2 separate regions of the Homo sapiens genome follow, and region 1 is linked to region 2. The links are chromatin loops, found by intact Hi-C in ENCODE. Cell type or tissue: gastrocnemius medialis. All regions are shown on one strand. Links, peaks and the distances in the headings refer to the core of each region. The heading gives the core; the rest is flanking DNA.

Region 1 (8,323 bases), core at 219-8,218, 160 kb after region 2:
TATTTTTAGTAAAGATGGGGTTTCACTGTGTTAGCCAGGATGGTCTCGATCTCCTGACCTCGTGATCCGCCCACCTCGGCCTCCCAAAGTGCTGGGATTACAGGTGTAAGCCACTGCGTCTGGCCTAAGGGGCTTCTTTCTACCGGGGACCTTATCTTCTCTTACTTGTGGGGCCCCTGCTGTTAGATTGTGCTCTAAAGGAAGAACAGCCCTAATGTGAATCGATTTTTTTCTTCCTTCATGCCAGCTAGGGGGAAGGTGACAAGGATGAAATAACAGGGACAGATGAGGTCAGTGGGCACTAAGCCCTGACTTTCAGCTTCTCTGCTGTGTTCTGGACAGACATCAAGTGAATGAGAGAGCCTAGCCACGTGGAAGGCATGTGAAGGAGGAGTATGCCATAGGTTCAAGAATAGAAACTGCATATCCGCAGTGGGCCCTAAGGAACATGAGGACCAGATTTCTATCTCCAGTACAGTTCCTATAGTCTACAGGGGCAAATGGTAGAGATGCCAAGTCGATAGTGCAACTGTTGGGAGATGTGACTTTGGACCCTAGTCCTTAAGCCCTGGAATTACGACAGCTGTCAGTCGTGTGAAGGCACTGGGCTAAGCCCAAACTTATGAGATATTTTATAAGTGAAGAAGTTATGACTGACAGAGATTAAGTGGTTTGTCCAGTTACACAGCAAGCAAGAGGCAAAACAAAATTATTAACTATGACATTACCACCAGTACTTGTAGGTAAGATTTGTTGAGTTCTCATTAAGCTCCAGGCATTCTGCTAAGCACTTCACACAAATTTTGTCTTGTGATTTTCATAACAGTTCCATGAAATAGGTTCTGTGATCCCCCTATGTGAACGGATTTGAATGCTGAATAACTTGTCAAGGGCCAGAAGCTTGCCAGAGCTAGTTAGTGGCAGAGCAGGAGATTCAAACCCAGGTCTGTCTGACTCTAGAGCCTGCGCTGTCTAGTCACTGTCGGGTATTGCCTCCTAATTGCCAAGATTTTGAGTTGCTATCCTTTTTTTTTTTTTTTTTTTGAGACGGAGTTTTGCTCTGACACCCAGGCTGGAGTGCAGTGGTGCCATCTCAGCTCACCGCAACCTCCGCCTCCTGGGTTCAAGCGATTCTCCTGCCTCAGCCTCCTGAGTGGCTGGGATGACAGGCTTGCGTCACCACACCCAACTAATTTTTGTATTTTTAGTAGAGATAGGGGTTTCACCATGTTGGCCAGGCGGGTCTCGAACTCCTGACATCAAGTGATTCGCCCGCCTCAGCCTCCCAAAATGCTGGGATTACAGGCATGAGCCACTGTGCTCGGCTGAGTTACTATCAGTTTATTAATTCCTTGGTCAAACGGCCCAGTAGTGTGGAACAAGACTTATAAATTTGTTCACAGGTTTGATTTATGTGGGTTAATTTGATTTTAACTCAAGAAAATGTTTCTTGACTCCCTCCTGAGAATGAATTAGTATTACAATATGGCACTGGTTGCTATGCTTAAATCAGTATAGATCCATTACAGTGCTGGCCAATCCAAACACCGTATCTAGAGGGCCTCCAGAATGGCACTTTTCCTGCATTTTAACCAGTATTCGTTAGCTTATAAAGGGTTTAGTCTATAAAGCAGCAGGGGCCCAGATTTCTGTGCAGCTAGTTGCAAGTAAAGGAAAGTGTTTCCTTAGGGGCAGTTTTGTTCTGAAGTGACCTTCCAAATCTGATGTATAAAGTGAGGCCTACAGAGTATTGTGAGGCTTGGAGTTTTTAACTGTTTTATTAAGGAAGACTTTTTTTTTTTTTTTTGAGACGGAGTTTCACTCTTGTTGCTCAGGCTGGAGTGCAATGGCACGAGGCTCATTGCAACCTCCGCCTCCCAGGTTCAAGTGATTCTCCTGCCTCAGGCTCCCGAGTAGCTGGGATTATAGGCATGTGCCACCATGCCTGGCTAATTTTTGTATTTTTAGTAGAGATGGGGTTTCTTCATGTTGGTCAGGCTGCTCTCGAACTCCCGACCTCAGGCGATCCTCCCGCCTCTGCCTCCCAAAGTGTTGGGATTACAGGCGTGAGCCACCACACCCGGCCCTAAGGAAGACATTTAGTAAACAATATATGCTAATGTAGAAAGCTCTGAAAATATGGAAAAGTCTAGGTAACACTAAAGTCTCCTATAGACCTTTTTAAAGGACTCGAACCAGTAGGTGTCTTGTTAGACTCAGCTACCTAGAACAGAGTTTAATGAAGATGAAGAGATTTGGCTTTTCCTGGATATGTAAATTATGTATATATCTAAATTTCAGTGAGAAAAGTCTCCAAATTCATCAAAATCAACCTCTTCAAACTTTCTCATCACACTCACTATATGGAGAGCCTGGAACATAAAACGGCTGAATGAGCAAGGACAGTTGGGGTCATCCATCAGTTCTGAGCTAGGCCAGTTCTGACCTCAGCCAGCCCTTAAGGGAAGGGAGGTCCTACTAAGCTATTTGGGGGGTGGGTGGTATTGGGAGTTAGCCATGACCCACAGACCTCTGGTTCCTTCCTTCAGTGCAGCTGAAAGACTCAGCTAAACCACCTAAAAAGGAACGCAAAGTGTGCACATCTCTGATACCTCAGGATGCCTTCCACCCCACCTTTCCCCAAATGCTTGTCCACATTATAGGGAGCAGCACCCTCCGGTACCCAAAAGGCCCAGCTGGCATGGGGATCACATGGGATGCAGAGGCACTAGAGAGGCAGAGCCGACTCTCCATTCGGTGGTAGCAAATTTCACCTGTGGGGAAGCCCAACCATCCCAGTTCCCACCAAGGGCCCAAGCCCGTGTCTGGAAGCTGCCCCCTACACCCAAACCCGCTGGCCAGAGCGGTGGACCCGCACCCACCTGAAGCACACATGCCCAGTAGTAGCCCAAGTAGAGGGCAACGGCAAGAGCCAAGAGCAGAGAGAAGGTGTCTGCCCAGGTGCCATTCTGGGGGCTCAGGAAGGAGCTCAGCATCTTGTGTTGGGGGCTTCCGACCCTCAGGCTCCTGGCTGGCCCCAGTTGGCCGGCTGTAACTCGCGGTCCCACCCGCCGCCCGCCATAGGCGGCCTGTGCAGGTCCGGTCCCCGCTGCAGGCAGTTTGCGCTGCTGGCCCCGCCCACCGCCGGTGCCCCGGGATGGGCGGCGAGAGGCGGCGCTAGTTGGTCGCGGGGCTGGGTGGCTGGTCGCCTAGTGCCTCGCGCGGATCTAACCCGAGTGACCTGCGAATGGCCTCCCGCCCTCCCCTGCCTTCTTCCCCTCCGCGGTTCTTGGCTGTGCAGCCCGAGACAAGCGGCCTCCCCCAGCTGCCATCTTGGTGCGGGGCATCTCCAGCTCCCTTAAACTCTTCCCCGGCGACGCCCCGAGTCCAGCAGCCTGGCCAGAGTCCCTTAGGCGCTCGCAGTCAGTCACGCACAGGACACAGCTACTCCTGCAGTGACATTCTGCTCTGTCACACACTACAGCCATTCACAGTGACCCTCACCAGTCACTGTCCGACTGTGACACCCCACACTGTCACAAAGCTTTCAGCTGCTCAGTGGTGGCATTGCAACACATGCACCTTCCTGCAGTGTCACTCTGCATTGTCTCATACAGTCCCTGCCACACAGTCCTCGTACAGTAGATAATTTGCTCACCACCCGCCCTGTACCAGGCACTTGATACAGACCCCCCATGTTACTGTCCGTGTCTTCATTGAAATATAGGAGGTCGTCTACTAAGAGTAGTGGCTTTCAACCTTGACTGCAGATCGGAATCATCTAGGATTTTTAAAACTACCAGTGCCCAGGCCCTACCCCCGATACAGTTAGTCTGGAGAGGAGCCTAGGTATCAATACACCGTAAAGCTTCTAGGAGGTCCACAAGTCATCAGGGCTTAACATGGTCCACACAAGAGAAGTACCAGCTGCCATGGGAGCACTGCGGAGGTGCCCGGACTTCACGCGAGGGTGTTCTAGCAGAGGGGGCAGCAAAGGCAAAAGCCTGGAGGTGAAGGATGTCTTAAGGGAACAAAGAAAGTTGGTGTGGCTGGAGCATGTGGGTGGTCAAGGACCACATAATTGCTGCAGTTTATCCTAGGGTCAGAGGAAAGCCATCCAGGGGTTTTAAGAAGGGAAGGGTGACATGAGTTATGTTTTAGGAGAATCATTCAGTTGCTTGGAGAATAGATTGGAGGAGGAGGAAAGTAGAAGCAGAGAGGCCACTGGGAGGCTGCTAACAGAACGCCAGGCTCAAAAGATGCCCGGACTGGAGGATACCCAGGAGAGGAGTGAAGATCTTCAAGATCAGTGGCAGAATTGATAGGACCTGGTAGTAGATTGGAGGCAGGGGAAGAAGGAGGAACATGGATGACCTCCAGGTTTCTGACTGCACAGATATAAAGTGTCCATCCCTGGGACAGGGAAACAGAGGAGAGGAAGGTTTGAAGAGGAAGATGATGCATTTAGACACAGACATGTAGAAGTTGGGGTGCTGGTAGGTGTTTTAACTGTGTTTCCTTAGGTTCTGTATTTGTCTATTTGGCATCCATAAATCACAGGGCCAACCTAATGGCCAAGGTTGTTTACATCTCCCCTACAATCCAGAGCTCACACTCTGAGCACTTCCTTTCTCTAACTTTCACATTCCAAGCCAGTATCTCCCCTGCCCTAAATCAACCCAGGACCAGGTAACCAGGACCTGTCCCTGTGCCCCAGAGCACTCTGGAATTATTCAAACTAGCCAGTCCCAAACTGCTTCTCCTGCCTTACTGGGAGAAGTAAACCCCAATAAAGGCCTGTACCTTCCCTTCGCTTCTTTCTGCCTCCTGAGTGACACTGGCACTTCCCCCTGTGACCGTGCCTTTTGTTTCTAGGGGAACTGCAAATAACATTAAGCTTTTCTTTCAATAGCAGTGACCTCTTCATGTCCTCACTCAGCCACCTTTATAAATTAAAACTCAGGCACAAATTAGTAGGATATTCAATGCCTGAAGTGGCCTGGGGCTTAGAGATTGGAGGTGGAGAATTGGCAATCATCAGCATTTAGGTGGTGTATTAGTTGGCAGTTTGCTGTAAGAAAGCACTACAAACTGGGTGTCTTAAACCAGGGGTCCCCAACCCCCTGGGCTGCAAATTGGTACTGGTCCATGACCTGGTAGGAACCAGGTGGCATAGCAGAAGGTGAGCAGGATGAGCAAGCATTACTGCCTGAGATCAGCAGTGGAATTAGATTCTCATAGGAGCGCAAACCCTATGTGAACTGCACACAAGAAGGATCTAGGTTGCGTGCTCCTTATTAGAATCTAATGCCTGTTGATCTGAGGTGGAAGTTTCATCCCAAAACCATCACCCTCACCCCCAACCCTTCTGATCTGTGGAAAGATTGTCTTCTCTGAGGCTGGGCACGTGGCTCACGCCTGTAACGCCCAATGCTTTGAGAGTTCAAGGCAGGCGGATCACCTGAGGTCAGGAGTTCGAGACCAGGCTGGCCAACATGGTGAAACCTCGTCCCTACTAAAAAAATACAAAAAAAGAAAAAAAAAAGAAAAAAAAAAAAAGATTGTCTTCTCTGAAACTGGTCCCTGGTGCCAAAAAGGTTGGGGACTGTCTTAAACAACAGAGATTTATTGTCTCACACTTCTGGAGACTAGAAGTCAAGACTGAAATATCAGTAGGGTGGGTTCATTCTGGGAACCGTGAGGAATAATCTATTCCATGCCTCTCCCCTGGCTTCTGGCATTTTGCTGGAAATCTTTGGCACTCCCTGACTGGTAGAAGCATCACCCTGATCTCTGTCTTCATCTTCACAAACATCTTAGTGAGTTTGTGCTGCTATAACAAAATCCCACAGACTGAGTAATTTACAAACAACAGAAATTTATTCCTCACAGTTCTGGAGACTGGGAAGTCCAAGATCCAGGCACTGGCAGGTTCGGTGTCTGTGAAGGTCCATTCCTCAGAGATGGTGCGTCTGGGTTTCCTCATGTGATGGAAGGGACAGAAAGGCAAGAGAGCAAGAGGGGTGAACTCTCTCAGAAACCTCTTTCATAAGGTCATTAATCCCTTCATGAGGGGAGAGCCCTCATGGTTTCATCATGTCCCAAAAGGCCCTACTCCTTTTTGGTTTTTTTCAGAGGCAGGATGTCGCTCTGTCACCAAGGTTGGAGTGCAGTGGCAGGATCACAGCTCACTGTAACCTCAAATTCCTGGACTCAAGGGATCTGCCTGCCTCAGCCTCCCAAATAGCTGGGACTACAGGCGTGCACCACCATGCCTAATTTTTATTTATTTATTTATTGTAGAGACACGGTCTCACTATGTTGCCCAGACTGGTCGAAAACTCCTGGCCTCAAGAGATCCTCACACTTCGGCCTCCCAAAGTGCTGGGATTACAGGTGTGAGCCACTGTGCCTGGCTTCCTCCTCTTAATATCACCACAATGGGGACTAAGTTTCAGCACATGAATTTGGTGGGATATTCAGGCCATAGCAATGTTCTTCCTATGTGTGTGTCTGTGTCCACATTTCCTCTTTTGATATGAACACCAGTCATATTGATTAGGGGCCCACCCTACTCCAGTATGACCTCATCTTAATGGATTACATCTGCAATGACCCTATTTCCAAATAAGGTCACAGTCTGAGGTATTGGAGGTTAAGACTTCAACATATAACTTTGTGAAGGACACGAGTCAATGCATAACAGTGATGGGAGCTAGGTGAGCAGATGAGCACATGAGCAGATGGAAAGTGAGGAGAGGGCCCTGAGGAACTCTGACGGTGAAGAAAATGGAGACCTTTTTGAAATGACCAGAGGTAGGAGAGGTATTGCCGAAACCAGCAGAATCCGTGATCTAAAAAGGCAGTGACAAGCAGTGTTCATCACTGGGAGGAGGACAGGATGAGAGTGGGCTTGTCGCTGTGATGACAGTGTCGCTGTGATGGAGTGTCACAAACAACTCAGGAAGAGTTCACCCTGACACCCCAATACATATGCCTCTAACACTCTGCACCGCCACACCCCTGGGCAGTCAGTCACACATTGGCCATACCCTGAAGCCCACACTATCATTTATTTTTTATTTATTTATTTATTTATTGAGACGGAGTCTCAGTCTTGCTTTGTCACCCAGGCTGGAGTGCAGTGGCGTGATCTCGGCTCACTGCAAGCTCCACCACCCAGGTTCATGCCATCCTCCTGCCTCAGCCTCCCGAGTAGCTGACACTACAGGCGCCCGTCACCATGCCCGGCTAATGTTTTTGTATTTTCAGTAGAGACGGGGTTTCACTGTGTTAACCAGGATGGTCTCCATCTCCTGACCTCGTGATCCACCCGCCTTGGCCTCCCAAAGTGGTGGGATTACAGGTGTGAGCCACCACGCCCGGCCCCTGAAGCCCACACTATCACACGGATGCACAGTCACACAAAATACCCCCTACCGTGTCACAAATTCCTCATACACAGAGCCACACATGCCAGTCACAACCGCACATGCTAACAGTAAGTTAGGTTCCATTTTGTCACATACATCTGGGTCCCTCAGGCAGAGAAAGTGGCAACCAAAGCATGAGCACAGTTAAACATACTTCTGATGCACACTGGCCTCACTGTCTCTTGGTCTCTCTGTACTCACATGTGTGCATACAGGCACACGCACACATCCGCGCACACATGCACGCTCACACACGTGCATCCTTACACATGCTCACACTCACGCTCACAATGTCACACGCATGTGCACACCCGCACAAGCACACGAGCGCACTCACGAGCACACGCGGACTCGCACACGCGCACATGCGCACTCACGCACGCACACACGCGCACACTCACACGGGCGCGCGCAGCCCCTCCGGCCGCGGGCGCAGCGGGGGCGCTGGTGGAGCTGCGAAGGGCCAGGTCCGGCGGGCGGGGCGGCGGCTGGCACTGGCTCCGGACTCTGCCCGGCCAGGGCGGCGGCTCCAGCCGGGAGGGCGACGTGGAGCGGCCACGTGGAGCGGCCCGGGGGAGGCTGGCGGCGGGAGGCGAGGCGCGGGCGGCGCAGCAGCCAGGAGCGCCCACGGAGCTGGACCCCCAGAGCCGCGCGGCGCCGCAGCAGGTGGGTGACACCCCGCCCCGGCCGGCCGGAGACCCGAGCCCATCGCCGTCAGCCAGCCAGGGCCGCGCGGGGTAGGTGGCCTCCAGCCTCTGGTCCAGATCCCGAGAGCGCAGTCCCTCTGCATCCCCTGCGGCTCAGACGCGGCGGGAGCAGTGGCCCTTGCCCCTGTGTACCCTGAGGGCAGGTGGAGGAAGGGACTGGAGAGCGAGCCTGAGGCTCCTTGG
Region 2 (8,323 bases), core at 191-8,190:
AATCTGGAGGGTAACAGGTATGAACTCAAGTTGGGGAGAGTTCCCAGTCTCCTGCCCACTATGTCTAACTCTGTCACCCACAATGGATGCCTTCAACTTTCCTTAAATACAAATAGTTTTACTGCCATTATGGAGCTTTCTCACAGGGTCGGGTTTTGTTTGTTTGTTTTTTAACGTTTCATTATCTCATTAATCTTTTCTCCGTATTTTCCACAATGCTCTCGAAGTCTGAAACTCCAAACTGGAATGCAGAGTCTGGCACAGGCTCTTATAAAGCCCGGTGTGGGATACCCTCCCTCCCAGTTTCCACAGGGTCTACTTTCCTTGGTAGATCCCAGCACTCCAGCTGCCGTCTATGCACAGGCTGTACCTGCCAGCCTGCAGGGCAGCTGCTGACTCATGCTTGCTCTGGGATTTGCTTGGACCCCAGCCCTTCTGCTCTCCAGCCACAACAGCCACCACCCACCTCAGAGAGCACTCTATCCATCACCTTCTGGGGTCTCAGCTCTGACCTGATCAGTCCCCCACAGGTCTGCATTGCTTTACCTGGCCCTGCCCCGTCCCTGGCACCCACCTGGAAGACGTCGTTGGCACATTTGCGGCACAGGTTGTGTTGGCAGGGCAGGATCACCACTGGTTTGGAGAACATCTCCAGGCAGATGGGGCAGATGAGCTGCTTCTCCAGGTTGTCCATGCTGTGTGCATCCCCTAGCAGCGGCTTGAAACCCACTGTGAAGTTCATCCCCTCGGTGGTCGTGCCTGGCCTGGGCCCTGCTCCTGGCCTTCACTCACTGCCTGTAGACCCTTCCTCGCTTAGATGGCCTCTGGATTCCCTTCTGTGGCTCACTCTTGAAATAGCTCTGCTTTCTCTCCTGTCCCTTTAACAACTTGTCTCGTCCCAGATAGCAGTCTTCGGACAGTCTCTACTTTCTGCTCTGCACCCTCGCCAGGCTCACGTAGTTTTAGCTATCCCTCTCTCTCTGTAAAATTCTCCTTTTGTTTCCCAAATGACTCTCTCTTGTTCACTCTGTGGGTAGCACTGTTTGTCCCTTACTCCCCAGAGAGCAGATTAATTTTACTGTGGGGGTTGGGAGACAAGGGGCATCTGCATGACATTCCAATTCCCAATTTAGCTCATGTAAGGCGAGCCACAGCTGTCATGGAGTGAGTGACCCTGACTCACTCAGGAATGGGTGACTCCCTTGAGCAAGGGCAGGGGTGAGTGCCACTGCTTACAGTGAAAGGTGGGTCAGCAAAGGTGCTGCCCTCTCACTCTGAAGGCTCCTCTCAGCCCGGGACCCCTGTTCTGGCTTGGGCCCTTCTTCCAGGACAGTGACACAGAATCTAAATCTGCCTGTGTGAGAGGCACCCATACATAGCTCAGGGTGGGAGGAAAGATCTTGCCAGACTTAGAGTCAGTAGCGGTTGCCTCCTCCACAGGCTCAGCCAGTGACCCTGGTCCTCCTCCTCAAGACTGTGTGATTCAGAACAGCAGCTCCAGGGACTACATCAAGCCTCTTGTCCAACACCTCTGGCTCATTTTTGTTCTTCCCTGGCCTTTTCTTATATCACCCTAGGAAAAGAAGCTCAAGAGGCTAGAAATGACTGTTGTGCCAAGGCCTGGACCTACCTATGAGCATGCCCCCGAGGAAATGTGGGATTCTGGTCCGTGAACACATCCCTGGAGCCACTCCAAGGACTCAAATTTGTTAGGAAATTGGGAGAAGGTGAGCTGGGCAGAAAGGACCTGAATGCCAGGGACCTATTTTGGGCACCCAGGGAATCAATCTCCAGGGAAATTTTAGAGCACTGACAAAGTCATAATCACAAGGCTCCGGGAAGCCTCTGACCCAGCTCCACAGTTGTCCAGGACTCCTACTCTCCAAGCCAGGCTTGCCCCACTTGTGAGCACTGGTCTTCTTTTTCTCCTACAAGTCTTCTCCACTTGATCTTAGGCAAAAGGCCAAGAAGCAATTTCTTTAGGCCTTTTTTCTCTACCCCAGACACAATTTGTCTTTTTTGGGCATAATATATGCCTTGGGATTGGATGAAAGCTCTTTTATTTACTGACATTCTTTAGCCTTTCTCCTAGTCCAGGGAGAGAAGTTTGAGGAATTAGTAGGCTGTGACCCTGAGTGGGTGGGAAATACACGGTGTGAGGAGGATACGAAACAGCAGCACAAAGAGGCAAGAGTGGGAAAAGAGTCCAGAAAGTACAATCTTTTCCAGATCACATATTTCATGCCCCTATTTTTAAGAACAAATTATATGTCAATTGGCCTGCATAATATGTGAAAAGGATGGAGGCAAGCTGGCACTGATGTTTGAACTTCAGTTAACCTACAGGACCAAGGCTAATGCATGCTGTGCTGGTAGCTGAAGTCCAAGGATAATCTAAAGATGGAATGACTACCCCTAAGCCTCAAATGCACTCGCAGTTTTCCTGAGTTGACTCATAGTGGCATGGAATGAGGCTGGCAATGCCAATGGCCGTGGGCACCAGAAGATGAAACCAACTCCATACAGGCGTTATTGGCTTAGGAATGAGGCTGATGCTAGGGGTTCTTGGTACACAGAGTTGCAACAAGGGAGAATTAATGGGTGCAGCAGCTCCAGGGACAGGATCCACCCTGCTCAGTTATCAGGCTCTTGGTGGTGATATCGCAAGGGGCTCAGGGATCCTACCAGCTGGCATTGGTTCCAATAACAAGGCAGACACAGGAAAAAGACTCTTCAGGAAAAATCTGCCACCACTGCCTGAGACCTCATAAGGGGAGGGAGGGGAGGGCTGCTTTCTGACGGAGTAAAATTGGGACTGCAACTGAAAGGAAGAGTAGCTGGGCAACCCCATACAGAGTTGTGGTACCAAGGGTAGAGGTGATGTCCTTACTGGGATCAACGTCATCAGTGCTTCTGAAGAGATTCTTGAGATCCTTATAAGAAGAGGGGTCAAATCAGGGTCAATGTCAGGACAGGGCTACTTGCTCCTCTCTTCAATGTGTCCAGGGGACTGGGCAGCAGAAGGCACCCTCACTGGGTCAGCACCTAGTGGCGGAAGAAGGTGGCGCTTTATTAATCAGAAGGAATAATTACCTAGAACTTAAAGCAAACCCCTACATGTAAGGATATAAACACATAGTCCATACTATAAGGATGTAAACTTTCTACTAATGACTCATCTGACGTTAGCTTACATGCTTTTCTTATCTGATAACTGTTGCTGCCTTTCGGTTTACATACCTCATCCTTCTTCATCTCTTAAAAATCATCTTCGCTATTTTCCTCGCTTCTAAAATCACATTTGGCTCCTATGATGGAATTATATATATGTTTACATATACAAACGTTTAGTAACTTTTCGTAGTGTACTGATGAGAAAACCGTTACCTTGCAGTTACTCATTAGCATCACCAGGTGGCGCTGGTGTCAAGTTCAATCAGCTTATAAAAGTTCATTTGGGGGGGAATGATCTCAGACTTTCCTTTTCTTTTCTTCCTCTTCCTCTTCCCCTCCCCCTCCTCCTCCTTTCCTTCTTCTTCTTCTTCTTTTTTGATACAGGGTCTCACTCTGTCACCCAGGCTGGAGTGCAGTGGCATGATCACAGCTCACTGTAACCTCAACCTCCCAGACTCAAATAATCCTCCCACCTCAGCCTCCCCTGTAGCTGAGACTACAGGTGTGCACTGCCATGACCGGCTGACTTCTGTATTTTTTTTTTTTTTTTTGTAGATACTGGGTTTCATGATGTTGCTGAGGCTGGTCTCAAACTCCTGAGCTCAAGTGATCTGCCCACCTTGGCTCCCCAAAGTGCTGGGATTACAGGCACAAGCCACTGCAACTGGCCCTTTCCTTTGAGTAGATGGAAAAAATTGCATCCCGCCAGGCACAGTGGCTCATGCCTATAAACCCAACACTTTGGGAGGCCAAGGCAGGTGGATCACTTGAGGTCAGGAGTTGGAGACCAGACTGGCCAACATGGCGAAACCCTGACTCTACTAAAAATAAAAAATTAGCCAGCTAATTTTTTAGTAATCCCAGCTACTCAGGAGGCTGAGGCAGTAGAATCGCTTGAACCCGGGAGGCAGAGGTTGCAATGAGCTGAGATCGCACCACTGCACTCCATCCAGCCTGGGTGACAGACTGAGACTACATCTCAACACCACCACCACCAACAACAACAAAACAACAACAACAAAAATTGCATCCTCAAATCTGTCTTAACCTAACTGTCCTCTCTAGACATACTCTCCCACCCCATTCCTTAGCTTAACAGGAGCTGACACTACTACCTTCAAACTGTCAGTTTGTCGTGTGATGCACAGAAACATATTGATCTTTTTTTTTTCTTCACTTTGTCCCAGTGCCAGACTTGAAGACTTGAAATTGTCATATTTAGGGATTAACCTGCCATTTTCACAGGTCTTTCTCACCCTCAACCATTTCTTTCTTTCTTTTTTTTTTTTTTTTTTGAGATGGAGTCTCACTCTGTTGCCCAAGCTGGAGTGCAGTGGCATGATCTTGGCTCACGGAAACTTCCGTCTCCCGGGTTCAAGCAATTCTCCTGCCTCAGCCTCCTAAGTAGCTGGGGTTACAGGCGCCCGCCACCACACCTGGCTAATTTTTGTATTTTTAGTAGAGACAGGGTTTCACCATGTTGGTCAGGCTGGTCTCAAACTCCTGACCTCGTGATCCGCCCGCCTCGGCCTCCCAAAGTGCTGGGATTACAGGTTTGAGCCACCATGCCCAGCCTCTTTCTTTTCTTTTCTTTTTTTTTTTTTTTTTTTTTTTTTGAGATGGAGTCTTGCTCTGTCTCCCAGGCTGGAGTGCAGTGGCGCGATCTCAGCTCACTGCAACCTCTGCCTTCCGGGTTCAAGCGATTCTTCTGCCTCCTCAGCCTCCCAAGTAGCTGGGACTACAGGTGGGTGCCACCATGCCCAGCTAATTTTTGTATTTTTAGTAGAGACAGGGTTTTACCATGTTGGCCAGGCTTGTCTCCAACTCCTGACCTCAAGTGATCCACCCGCCTCACCCTCCCAAAGTGCTGGGATTACAGGCATGAGCCATTGTGCCCAACCCCAATCATTTCTTTCATTCCCAATCCAGACATTTCTTACCTCACAGTCCCTGCTTGCAGTTCTCACCTGACCTTGGAGGCTGACTCTGGACATTCTGCTGATATTTTCTCCCACTATCCTGCTCAGGTGGTGGTTTAAGTGCTCCACAGCAAAAACAGCAGCAACAACAGAAACAGCAACAAGTGAGCAGAGTACACAGGATGACAAGTGTCTAAAAGGTAGGCGAGAATGGCCTCAGTCCAGCAGTTTTCTATATGACTGCTCAAGCTTCCCTCCCTCAATCCTCCTGGCACCCAGAAAATGAGACAACAGAAGCATTTGTCATAAGGAAAGGAAGGTCACCCTTCTTTCCTTATTCTTAAAGGACCTGGAGAATTGTGTACCTTGAACCAACAACTATTCAGAATAAAATAGTATCTGACGCCTTCTTCACCAAAGTGATCATACAGATATATTCCCAATGAGCCATGCTGGTCGTAAATTTTCCGCTTCTTAGAGTCGCTCAGTATGGCATGAGCTGCGTTGATCTCTTTGAATATTTCTGCTGCTTGAGCATTCCCTGGATTCTTGTCGGGATGATACCGCAAGGCCAGTTTCCTACCCAGGTGATACTCAAAAGGAGGGTGGGGAAGCAATGCGGAATGGCTGGGGAAGGAGACTTACGATGAATGACATGGATTAGTCTCTAGAGAGTGCAGAAGGAATGCATGAGATGTGGTACAAAGGATGGAGGCAAGCATCCAAGGTCTAAACTCCTTCCCATACTATAATGAAGAGGGTGATGGTGCCATTTGGCCCCAAAGTGAGGGCTTGTTGGAACTTAAAAATGGGTCATAGGGCTGGGAGCACTGGCTCACACCTGTAATCCCAGCGCTTTGGGAGGCCAAGGTGGGCGGATCATGAGGTCAGGAGTTTGAGACCAGCTTGGCCAACATGGTGAAACCCTGTCTCTACCAAAAATACAAAAGATTAGCTGGGCATAGTGGCAGGCACCTGTAATCCCAGCTACTCGGGAGGCTGAGGCAGGAGAATCACTTCAACCCGGAAGGTGGAGGTTGCAGTGAGCCGAGACTGCACCACTGCACTACAGCTTGGGCAACAGAGCGAGACTGTCTCAAAACAAACAAACAAACAAACAAACAAACAAACGGGTCGTAGGCCAGGCACAGTGGTTCACACCTGTAATCCCAGCACTTTGGGAGGCCGAGGCAGGTAGATCACCTGAGGTCAGGAGTTTGAGACCAGCCTGGCCAACATGGCGAAACCCTGTCTCTACTAAAAATACAAAAATTAGCCAGGCGTGGTGGTGCACGCCTGTAGTCCCAGCTTCTCAGGAGGCTGAGGTGAGAGAATTGCTTGAACCTGGGAGGCAGAGGTTGCAGTAAGCCAAGATCGTGCCACTGCACTCTCAATAGTCTCTGTCTCTGCTCTGTGACAGGACGAGACTTCCTCTCAAAAAAAAAAAAAAAAAAAAAGAGTCAGATAGCAAAAGAGATACAGAAAGAAAAAGGTTTAAGGGGGAAATTCCAAGGATCAATAAAGGGCTGAGGTCTGAACCTGTAGGATTTTTTGAAGTCTTCAGGTGAGGCGCCCTTCTTAAGATCCAGCACTGCATAGAGGCTCATCTCACTTTTGGACAGCCGGTGTGCTGCTTCCTTCACAGTAGACATGATCTGAGCCAGAGGAGAAGCAGCATCTGTGAGAACTTCTACAAGTAAGGGTACCGAGAAGTGCACTTCCAGTGACAGGAAACTCACTACCTTCAGGGATTAGGCAGGTAAACGATGACAGAAGGACAAGGATAAGATAAGAGTGAGTGGGATTTGTGGCTAGCAGGAGAATTCAGGTGATCAGAAAGATTCCAATTTTAAGGAGGAAACATCTTCTCCTCACATTTCCCAGCATCCTCCAGCTACACAGACCTCTAGATATCCCACATCCTAGAGGTGTTGTAAGCAGGGAGAGGTCTAAGCCAGGAAAAGAGCCTGATTTTGTCTAGAGCTCCTATTACCTGGAGTAAACACCTCTGGGTCTGTCCAAGCTCACTGCTGGGTTTGAAAGACCAGGGCGGCCCCAGCCTGAACGGACAGGATCAGGAATCAGACAGCTCCACAACTTCTTCTTCTTTTTTTTTTTTTTGACGGAGTTTTTTGCTCTTGTTGCCCAGGCTGAAGTGTAATGGCGCGATCTCGGCTCACTGCAACCTCCACCTCCTGGGTGCAAGCGATTTTCCTGCCTCAGCCTCCCGAGTAGCTGAGATTACAGGTGCACGCCACCACGCCCGGCTAATTTTCTGTGTTTTTAGTAGAGACAGAGTTTCACCATGTTGGTCAGGCTGTTCTTGAACTCCTGACCTCAGGTGATCCACCCACCTCGGCCTCCCAAAGTCCTGAGATTACAGGCGTGAGCCATTGAGCCTCGCCGATCCACAGCTATTAAGAGAGAAACACTTCAGACCAAACCGTGTGAGGCCTAACAGAAGTCAAGTGTCCTAGAGCCTGGCGGGGGCGGGGGCGGGGGCGGGGGCGGGGGTGGGGAGTGCTTGCAGCTAGGCCTGGACTTGCTTCTTCCCTCCAGTCTCCTGCTCTCAAACCACCCCACTTCTGTCCCTCAGAGGTGGGACAGTGGGGAGAGGAGGAAGAGGACTCAGAGGCTGGAGAAGGAAGAGAAAAGGCGTTGCTGTGGGAAAGACCTGGCAAGGAAAAGGCAGCGGAACCCCAGAGAGCAGGGTAGACGCCTGCGGCCCAGGAGAACCGAGCAAGGCAAGGAGCTCAAAGGGAGAGCTCTGAGTGTGCAGGGCACCTCTGGCCCTGTGCCGACTCCTCACCTGGGTCTGGCCCTTTACCTGGGAGTCGTTCTCTTAAGCCAGGTGGGTGCCCTTCATCCTTTTGGGTGTGAAACTTCACACCGGCCGGGTCCAGCAGTTGACTGCGCTTGTGCGCAGCGTCGACGCTGAGGGTCTGGGCAGGTCGTTTTTTGGCGCCCCCGGAAGCACTGGGTGGGGAGGCCACATTGGCCCTGGGACTTATTTCGCGCGCAGGGAAGCGAGAGCGGAGGGCTTAGCAGGCCTGCGGCCCAAGGCAGCGTAGGAGCGTTGCTGCCAGGCCTTGGGGCAGGGATTCCCACCGAGCCCCTCTTCCCCAGCAGGAGGGCACCACCCATCTTGATGGCCCAACTCACTCCAGGAAACACAATGGGTTTGCTGACCGTGGCGGATGAGAGGTATGGCTGCTGCATGCCCTTCTTAA

The links. Hi-C counts contacts between places; a loop is a spot of excess contacts. Peaks named below come from ENCODE experiments on the same cell type or tissue, not always from the same donor. Only the 100,000 strongest peaks of a DNase experiment are listed, where the experiment ranks them.
Region 1: it touches region 2 in a loop (2.9-fold over the local background); 2 of 110 quality-filtered maps call a loop at or near these places.

The regions. Positions count from the first base shown.
Region 1 is chr2:27,118,622-27,126,944 of GRCh38, reverse strand. It overlaps CGREF1 (cell growth regulator with EF-hand domain 1), which reads left to right and starts at 7,817. Exons shown (of 6, transcript NM_006569.6): 1 at 7,817-8,099. ABHD1 (abhydrolase domain containing 1) reads right to left here and starts at 3,130. Exons shown (of 9, transcript NM_032604.4): 1 at 2,883-3,130. The coding sequence starts at 2,996. RefSeq lists silencers at 3,046-3,185, 3,206-3,285 and an enhancer at 7,884-8,323. In gastrocnemius medialis, for the core only: no CTCF peak of the experiment used is centred there; DNase peaks (open chromatin) are centred at 344, 2,814, 3,194 and 3,554; H3K4me3 peaks cover 1,883 bases; H3K27ac peaks cover 4,108 bases.
Region 2 is chr2:27,275,151-27,283,473 of GRCh38, reverse strand. It overlaps DNAJC5G (DnaJ heat shock protein family (Hsp40) member C5 gamma), which reads right to left and starts at 8,041. Exons shown (of 7, transcript NM_173650.3): 1 at 7,921-8,041; 2 at 7,087-7,368; 3 at 6,633-6,748; 4 at 5,459-5,720; 5 at 5,142-5,286; 6 at 3,241-3,308; 7 at 1,975-3,045. The coding sequence starts at 6,745. The coding sequence ends at 3,259. TRIM54 (tripartite motif containing 54) reads right to left here and starts at 1,045. Exons shown (of 9, transcript NM_187841.3): 1 at 575-1,045. The coding sequence starts at 742. It also overlaps a transcript of SLC30A3 not described here. In gastrocnemius medialis, for the core only: CTCF peaks have their summits at 3,178 and 3,377 (motif pointing right); DNase peaks (open chromatin) are centred at 403, 1,173 and 1,863; H3K4me3 peaks cover 2,003 bases; H3K27ac peaks cover 3,235 bases.